Linked DNA regions of Homo sapiens: region 1 is linked to region 2. A link is a contact called in ENCODE POLR2A ChIA-PET data. All regions are on one chromosome and are shown on one strand. Each heading gives the region's core, a stretch centred on a gene start or an enhancer-like site at or near the end of the contact. The rest is flanking DNA. Distances are from core to core; before and after follow the strand shown. Region 1 has its middle 19 kb from the start of ERICH6. Region 2 has its middle 31 kb from the start of SELENOT.

Region 1 (4,432 bases), core at 100-2,599, 86 kb after region 2:
GGAGGAGGGGGGGGCCATCATTGGCATCATGGGAGGGCCCCCCAGCTGGGGTGCTGGCATCATACCTGGTGAGGAACAGGAAGAGACTGGGGGGAGGTTGGATCATCGCTCCTGCAGGAGGAGGAACAGAGAACAGAGTAGGAGGTGTTCTTCCTTGTTGAGATGCAGTCTTTGTTCTGTCAGCCAGGCTCCGAGCCTGCTCTTCTATCCATTTCTGGTAGTAGTCTTTCACATTCTCTTTGTGTTTCCTTCCACTGCAATGGTAGGTTCTCACAGATGGAGAGTCGTGGGTGAGGTATGTATTGCAGAAGTCACAACAAAACTTAGGCATGTTGCTCTGTAGCCCGTTAACCACTCTCTTCCCTGATTTTGCTTTGTTTTGATGTGACATTGAAGCACTGCACATGCGCAGAGCAGCTAATAGTTCTTCCCTCTTTGGATTGTTGGATGAAATTTTTTTGAATTTTATTTTTTATTGATACATAATAGATATATGTGTTTTGGGGGTACATATGATAATTTAATATATTTATATAACTTGTTAAGAACAAATCAGTGTAATTGGGACAGCCACCACCTTAAATACTTGTCCTTCCTTTTTGCTGGAAACATTTGTATTATTCTCTTAGCTATTTTGAAATATACAATAGGTTATTCTAAACTATAATCACCCTAGTGATCTATGAAACACTACGTCTTATTTCTTCTATTGGATTAAATGATTTAATACCTGCAATGCTCTTAGCATTGTGCCTGGCACATGATAAATAAATATTAGCTGTCGTTATTCCGACCCAAAACAAGAACATTTTTTATTGTTACAGAAAAAATTGGACCATTGATTATGTTTCACCATTTAAGTGGCTATTGTTTGCATGCTTTCGACAGTTCTATCCCATGCCCTATACATTTACTTTCCCCCAGACCTCCCTCCCCTCCATCTTCAACCTATTACAACAGGGTGTAATAATATAGACGAACACTAGAGGGAAGCATGCAATTGCAATGAAGAAAATCGGCATCAGCACACTTGAAATTCAGACAAGAAGATAGAAGATGTCTAGTATCAAAGGAAAGTGAAATGTCTTCCTTTAATATAGTGTCTTGTAGTATTCTCCTATAGGAGGGAAGTATTATTACTCTATCGGATGAGTATTCCTACTGGAAGGATAGCTGCGGCATTTTAAAAAATCCTGCCTGTATGTGCCTGCCATAAAGATGTCACATAACCATTTCCTCACGTGCTGTTCACTCCACACCCCAGCTCTCCTGAGAGCACTTAGCTTCTCCCGTGAGCCGGTTCCTCCGATGGGAGGCATTTGGAAGCCTACATTAGTATAGTGCTGCCTTACAACGCACTTTAATGTAATATCTAGTCTCTGGGAGGCCCAGGAGTGCTTCAAATTCTAGGCTTCCCTGAGATGTCCAGTGCATTTCTGTTGAGGTGTATATGGGCTCACTCGGCCTGAGTCCCTCAGGGGCAGGAAACGTACCCCATCTTCACCTTTGCATCCCCAGCAGTTTGCAGTGCTGGGCATGCCCTAGAGAAGCTGGATAATGTCTGTTGGACTAAACTGCTTCATGAGCTGCAGACAGAAAAAGAGGGAAATTTATGCTCACTTTATGCCTGAGCAATGGGACTCTAAACTGCACCCCTAACCAGTGAATATTTTTCATTATTTTTCTGGATTATAAAAGTTCATGCTCATAATGTGAAAATCATGCAAAAAGAACATCTAAAATATTCATAATCCCATCCATCCAATATTAACCTGGGGAATACTACAGATTCTTTTAACCTTATGTCAGAGTATAATATATAAATATATGTGTGTGTGTACATATATATAGTGTTTACATTTATGGCAGCATGGAACACCTATCTTTTAAAAATTTTTTTTGAGATGGTGTCTATACTCTGTCACCCAGGTTGGAGTGCAGTGGCGTGATCTGACTCGCTGCAACCTTGGCCTCATCCTCCCACCTCAGCCTCCTGAGTAGCTGGTACCACAAGCGTGCACTACCATGCCCAGCTAATTTTTTGTATTTTTGGTACAGACAGGGTTTTGCCATGTTGCCCAGGCTGGTCTTGAACTCCTGAGCTCAAGTGATCCACCTGCCTTGGAATCCCAAAGTTCTGGGATTACAGGTGTGAGCCACCATGCCCAGCCCTACATCTATCTTTTTTTTTTTTTTAAAACTAATCCCTTTCTTTTGGGAATTTAAGCTGTTTCTCAATTTTTGCTTTTTTTAAAGAGCAGTCTGGTGAATATTCGTGTAGCTAAGTGTAAGCCCACATTCTTTATTAGTGTCTTAGGATAAATTCCCAGAGGCAGAATTTCTGGGTGATGGGTAATTTACATTGTCACCAACAGTGACAGTGCCCTTGATCAGATGAAGAGTTTTAATTAAACGTCACACCAGAACTCCATAATCTTGTCTCAGTCATGTCATCGCTGCTCAAAACATTTGGTGAACTCTGTTTGGTGATCCAGGCTATGACTCATATAAGAAAATAAATCTTAATCTCTCATCTTGCCTTTGATCTTTGACTGTTCAAGAAAATCTAATTTACCACAAAAGGACAAAGACAGCAACCATGGCAGATTTTCATATAGGTGTGCCACCAGAGTCAGGAGGAGATAGGGAAATGCTTCCCAGACTGTTCTGAATAGTGGCAAATCAGAGAATAATTCCTCTAAGTCTTTTTGGAAATTAGAATGGAACTTCCCTATCATCTGAAGACTCCTTATGGATTGAACAAGGAGGGCCCTCTTGACTGGTTTGTCTTTCTTTCTTTTTCTTTCTTTCTCTTTCTTTCTTTCTTTCTTTCTTTCTTTCTTTCTTTCTTTCTTTCTTTCTTTCTTTCTTTCTTTCTTTCCTTCTCTCCTTCCTTCTTTCCTTCCTTCCTTTCTTCCTTCCTTCCTTCCTATCTTCTTTCTCTTTCTCTCTCTCTCTCCCCCTGCTTCCTTTTCTTTTCTTTTCTCTTCTCTTTTTTCTTTCTCTTTTCTTTTCTTTCCAGGGTCTATGCTATGCTGCCTAGGCTGGTCTCAAATTTCTGGACTCAAGCAATCCTCCTGCCTTGGTTTCCCAAAGTGCTAGGATTACAGGCATGAGCCACCTTGACTGGTTTCTTCCTTAAAGGTTCCTAAGCTTCGCCTTTTTTTTTTTTATCTTAAAGATGGACACAGAGATCTAAACATTAAAACAATTTATTTATTGGAGTTTCCTCATAGAAGGGTAAGAGAGACAGTTGCACCTGACTGGGTGCTTAGTATTTCTATAGAGTGGCTTAAGCATGGCAACTGATTAATGAGAGGAGCAGGAGGTGACTTGCATTGTTTTTACTAAGATAATATTTTGTTTTGTTTTGTTTTGTTTTTTTTGGAGAATGGCAGATTGGGTTTATTGAGGGAGGCGACTGAAAGGAACTCAAATCACCCCCTTGGTACTGCTATTTATATTACTGCATTGTGTGGAAATCCTTAGTGGCAAATAAAGCTTTGGGCTGATGTTTAAGGCCCTCTACAATATAATCTTAACGCGACTTTTCTAGCTTTAACTTCGCCTACTCTTACACAGACCTGAATGGATGCTGCACATCCTGTTGGCCCAGCTGCAACTTCAGCCACTGCTGTAGCAACCAGTTTTGTGCAGGTGTGGCTGATGGCTCTGGCTTTGGCTGCCTGACGTTTCCTGGATCCTGCAGCGTGGCACAGGACACATTTGCCTCCTGGTTGCCTTCTGGACTTGCAGGGTACTTACCGTGATAGGGGGTACCCTTTGATGAGCTGGGGATGGGAACTGGAGGGTGAAGACCTCCCTCTTCTCTCTCTCAGTGGACAATTCTGAGGTCCTTCTACACAGTGCCTCAGAAGCCCCTAGCGGGATTGAGCCTCAGTTACCTAAGGCAGTGACCGGCGGATAATGCACCTGTGCTGGCTTTCTTTCCTCCCCTACTCCCCTCTTCAGTCCTTCAGTCTGTTGCCTGGAATCACTTTCCTAAATAAATGTCTTTTTTTTTTTTTTTTTTTTTTTTTTTTAGAGGGAGCCTCGCTCTGTTGCCCAGGCTGGAGTGCAGTGGTGTGATCTCGGCTCCCTGCAACCTCTGCCTCCTGGGTTCAAGCGATTCTCCTGCCTCAGCCTCCTGAGTAGCTGGGATTACAGGCACATGTCACCTCGCCTGGCTAATTTTTGTATTTTTAGTAGAGATGGGGGTTTCACCATGTAGTATACACCATAAGAATGTGTATAACTTTGCCAGGCTGGTCTCGAGCTCCTGACCTCAGGTGATCTGCCCACCTTGGCCTCTGAAAGTGCTGGGATTACAGGTGAGAGCCACCATGCCCAGCATTTCCTAAATAAACTTCATATAAGCTTTGTCTCAGGCTCTGCTTGCTTTGGGGAAACAACAGTCACCACCCTATTTGCT
Region 2 (4,521 bases), core at 1,913-4,412:
CCTCATTTTCTCCTTGAGAGAAATTATAATTAGGGAAGAGAGTTGGGGTAGGGGGTGAGAAGGGGGGATGATGAGGAGGGGAAAGGAAGAAGGAGAGCATGGATTAAAGTCCCAGAAAAGTACTCTGGTCCAACTTGTGTGTCACATTTCCTATCTTGGAACTTTCTCACTTGATATCTACTCCCTGATCATTTTGTCATCTGTTAATCCCTTTTTCCTTTATTGACCCCTTCCACCCAACCTCCTCCTCATTCAGGGTTATAATTGTTTAAGACAAGCCTATTGCTTTGTGGTTATAGGCTGCTCAGATCAAGTACTGCTCAGATCAGGTAGCTATTTAACCTGTTTGAGAGTTGTCTAGAATGGATGGAGCCAGCACTTGATTGCTTGGTTAAGAAACAAAAATATTAAGGCCTCGGGAGGTTGCTACCAACACTCCCTTGGGCCACTGGCCATACTCATCTGTTTTGTGTACTAACAACTCTTACAAGAGGAAAAAAACCATTACAGCTCCTTTGTTACTCTGGAGTTGCTAAGAGCAGATCTGTTTGAAAGAAAGTGTGCCATTGACATTTTTCCCTAAACGTTTTAAAAAATAGTATTAGAAAATGCTGCTGAATTTTGTCTTTTAACAGCTCATAAAATCTAGGAATAAAATTATTTTTTAATATATTAAAATACATAGTGTATATAAGCAACAGGTGACTCATAAATGTGATTCTTCCAGTAAAATTGTGTTTTATACAGATGTATAGAAATTTGGTGTTGAGATCTACTTCAGTACTTGAATTTTCAAATTAAAAAAAAGGCCAAGAGAGGTTAAATGTCTTGCCCTGGTTATATAGCTTATGGCAACGAAACAAAACCAAACAAACCCTACACCCTTGGCGGGGCTTGGGGAAAGCAGAATAACAGCAGAGGACTTTGTCAGAAATTAGGTGGGAAGAGAGAAGACAGTAACAAGGCAATTTTACAAATTTAATCTCAATTTCACTTCACATTTACGCTTTAGCTAAGATGGGCTGAAATTTTTCAAATAAACTAAAAAAGGCAGGTGTATGTGTGTGCAAGATACATCAGAGGAAGGCAAGTTTACATAATAATTTCTTATCCTAATATAATGAAATTCAGGTTTCAGATTGACTGGATCTATTTCCCCACTTGGAAAGATCCTTCCCCGAAAGCAGGTTTATAAATTGCAGTTCTTCAGACGACTCATCCTATTCACTGATTACATGATGAGAATTGAAAACACACAGAGATTACTAGCTATGTGTCCCAGGCAAGATGGCTACCTCACGTGTAAGGTAAGTTTAAAAACAGCACACCTGGCCGGGCTCAGTGGCTCACGTCTGTAATCCCAGCACTTTGGGAGGCTGAGGTGGGTGGATCACCTGAGGTCAGGAGTTCGAGACCAGCCTGGCCAACAAGGTGAAACCCCATCTCTACTAAAAATACAAAAATTAGCCAGGCGTGGGAGCGCATGCCTTGTAGTCCCAGCTGAGGCTGAGGCAGGAGAATCGCTTGAACCAGGAGGCAGAGGTTGCAGTGAGCCAAGATCGTGCCACTGCACTCCAGCCTGGGCGACAGAGCAAGACTCCATCTCAAAAAAAAAAAAAAAAAAAACAGCACACCTGCTTCTCAGGTGCAGTTTGGATCACATGTTCTCTCAACGCTCTTGCCATTTTAATTTGGTGAAATGCTGTGTTCAACTAGATCTCAACTTTGCTGAAGCACTGGCCTGCCTGGGACCATGGCCTAATGTGGCCCATTGCAAAACACAATTTTGTTGATGTCTCATTTTAAAATTCATGCCAAAAATCATTTTATTTCAAATTGTTCATTGCTGGGTTTAATATAAAAATGTTGTTTTATTGTTCTTAACTCCCTAAATCTTTAAGCAAAATGGATGCTCGGGAAATTTGTTTCTCCTGAGGCTGCGTGTAACCCCGGCATCTTATTCCCCATGGGTTTGGAGGAATGCGTGGAGGAATGTGTGTGTGTATGTGTGGACAGCATCTTAAGAAATAAGGTGATCATTATAGAGTCATCTTCTTCAAATTTGTATAAGTTTTCTAGATAATGTGTAGTACAGCCTTCTGCTTAAGGATTATTGCAGTAACATAAGCCAGGCACAGTGGCTCACGCCTGTAATCCCAGCACTTTGGGAGGCCGAGGCAGGCGGATCATGAGGTCAGGAGATCGAGACCATCCTGGCTAACACGGTGAAACCCCGTCTCTACCAAAAATACAAAAAATTAGCCGGACGTGGTGGCAGGCGCCTGTAGTCCCAGCTACTCAGGAGGCTGAGGCAGGAGAATGGCATGAACCCAGGAGGCAGAGCTTGCAGTGAGCCGAGATCGTGCCATTGCACTCCAGCCTGGGCGACAGGGCAAGACTCCGTCTCAAAAAAAAAAAAAAAAGGATTATTGCAGTAACAGAAGAAGATGTGTTTCCGGAGCTTTGTATCCAGAAAATGCATGTGGGAAGATTATATGGAAAATGAAGATAATGAGTTTTAAAATAATACACAAAGTTACGGTACCAGAAAAGCAGTTAAATACCGTACAAAGTAATGAGAAACATGCTGAAAACAGTCTTGAGGAAGGCTAAAATTGTGGTTCCATACGTTGACTGACTGAATGAATATGGTTAAGGCAGTTGTTCTCAACCGGGGTTTTACTCTCCAGGCTCATGCAGAGTGGCCTCTTTGGGTCCTGTAATGGTCCTGTTCTTAACCACCACCGCTAGCTGGGGCCTGGGGTGGAAGAGTCTTATCCTAATCGGTCCCCAGACGGGGAGAGGGCAGTGCTTGTTTCCTAGCCACTCTGAAAGGCTGAAAGCTGTTAAGGAGGCTTAGTGTCATTTCAAGCAGTCTTCCTTGCCTCTGTGAGTAGTTTTTCCATATTTATGCTTAAAACAAACAGAGGAAGCTTTTCATTCCAATAATGAAATAAAAGGCTAAATTCAAGGTAACAAACGTTTTAGTGGGAAAGATTGTCAAGGATAACAAACCAACAAAGGGAAATATCTCTTATTAGCTCTTTTCTTCTTTTGATTAGAGAAAAAAGCCAAAGAACTACTTTTGGGGCTTTAAGTGGCTAGTGGACTACCCCAGAGGACACAAAGAAAGAGGGTTCTCAGTGTTTCTAGGGCACTTCCTGTTTTCTTTGAACTTGTGTGAGAATGTGAACTGTGGTGAGAGGCAGCTTTGAAATGTGACCAAAAAAAAAAAAAAAAAGACTGGTTTTAGTGTAGTTTATTTATTTTCTTTCAAAGCATTTGTGTTAATGAGTTGGATGGTAAGAGGTGATTAACATTCCAGATCAGTAGATTTCAGAAATGTCTTCCAACAGTGAAAATAACTTGTGTTAATCCTCCGAGCTTTCACCTTCACTTAGGCTGACTGAGGGGTGGGAAACAGCTTTGGAATCTTTACTGAGGACCAAGCAAATTTACAGTTTGAAAGTCAATCCTATTTAATTTTCCAACTTCTCCAGAATATTGTTTCCATTTAGCTTCTTGAGAGCATTTCTGGAGGGATTGCTATGTGCTAGGTACCGTGGGGGGTAACAGTTGTGAAGATGTGTGGCACAATTCCTGCATTCAAAGTGCATATGGTATAGCAGAGGAGAGAATCATAAAAATCTTACAGCAAAACGATAAGAAGCCTCATGAGGCCTATAGGAGCAGAAGGGAGCATTGGTTCTAGATGCTTGAGTATATAATTTTCCATAAATGGGGACAGTGCACAGGAGGAGCAGCACTTCAGGGATGAGAAAGCAGAAGCACAGGGTTTCTGTGATAATTCCTATAGGGAAGGGGGCTGGACCGTAGTATATATTGGTGCGGGTGGAGGGAGATGTGCTGGGAAACAGCCTGCGGGCATTGACAGCTGAGGTGAGGAATTGGACTACTTTCTATAGATGATAGCCAAGGAGAGTTTCTGAGTTGATGAGCCATCAGATCAGATCTGGCTTTTAGGGGTGAATCTGTCTGCACTGAGGCTATGGTGGGCGGAGAGGAGGATGAAGAGGTAGAGGTTCTAACAAAAGCATTGTGGGCACTTTCAGCATCGCACTCCAGACATCTTTGGCCTTGGATTAATAATTTATAAGTAATATATTCAATTTAAAAATTAATGTCAACTTTTGTGGTTACATTCCCCTTCTATCCTCTGAGTTTTCTTTTGTCATGCTGAAACCTATACTCCATTAGAATTATCCTTCTTAAATCTAGTCTCATCTTCCCAATTTAGCTTTTAAACTTTGGGTAACATTTACATTTTTTTGTCGTCTATTTTCTGCTCATTGGCTAAGGAGCCTTTTTCCTGCCCTGAGAATATAAGATTCATTGCAATTAAAGAGCCTAGTGGTTTAATGTGATTATTCTTTCTTGTTTTTCTGAGAAGTATCCTTGTGTTTTGTGGACCAGTCAATCCTGACTTTGATCTCTAGGGACAATACACTGTGAGTATTTATTTCAGGAAGGACACTGATCCTAGATATTCACTTAGAGGAT

What was found. ChIA-PET counts read pairs that join two places held with the same protein, here RNA polymerase II (POLR2A).
Region 1: POLR2A ChIA-PET joins it to region 2 with 15 read pairs in activated CD8-positive, alpha-beta memory T cell. The contact joins two enhancer-like sites. POLR2A ChIA-PET finds 5 or more read pairs at or near these places in 5 of 52 experiments (GM10248, Panc1, activated CD8-positive, alpha-beta memory T cell and 2 more).

What each region holds. Positions count from the first base shown.
Region 1 is chr3:150,720,502-150,724,933 of GRCh38, forward strand. It overlaps the pseudogene SNRPCP3. Among named protein-coding and RNA genes, the nearest start is that of ERICH6, 19 kb to the left of the region's middle. Within about 2 kb of position 1,350, at least 2 of the 41 ENCODE cell types and tissues checked have a DNase peak (open chromatin) inside an H3K27ac peak, as active enhancers do.
Region 2 is chr3:150,632,514-150,637,034 of GRCh38, forward strand. No RefSeq gene overlaps it. Among named protein-coding and RNA genes, the nearest start is that of SELENOT, 31 kb to the left of the region's middle. RefSeq lists a silencer at 2,609-2,903. Within about 2 kb of position 3,163, at least 3 of the 41 ENCODE cell types and tissues checked have a DNase peak (open chromatin) inside an H3K27ac peak, as active enhancers do.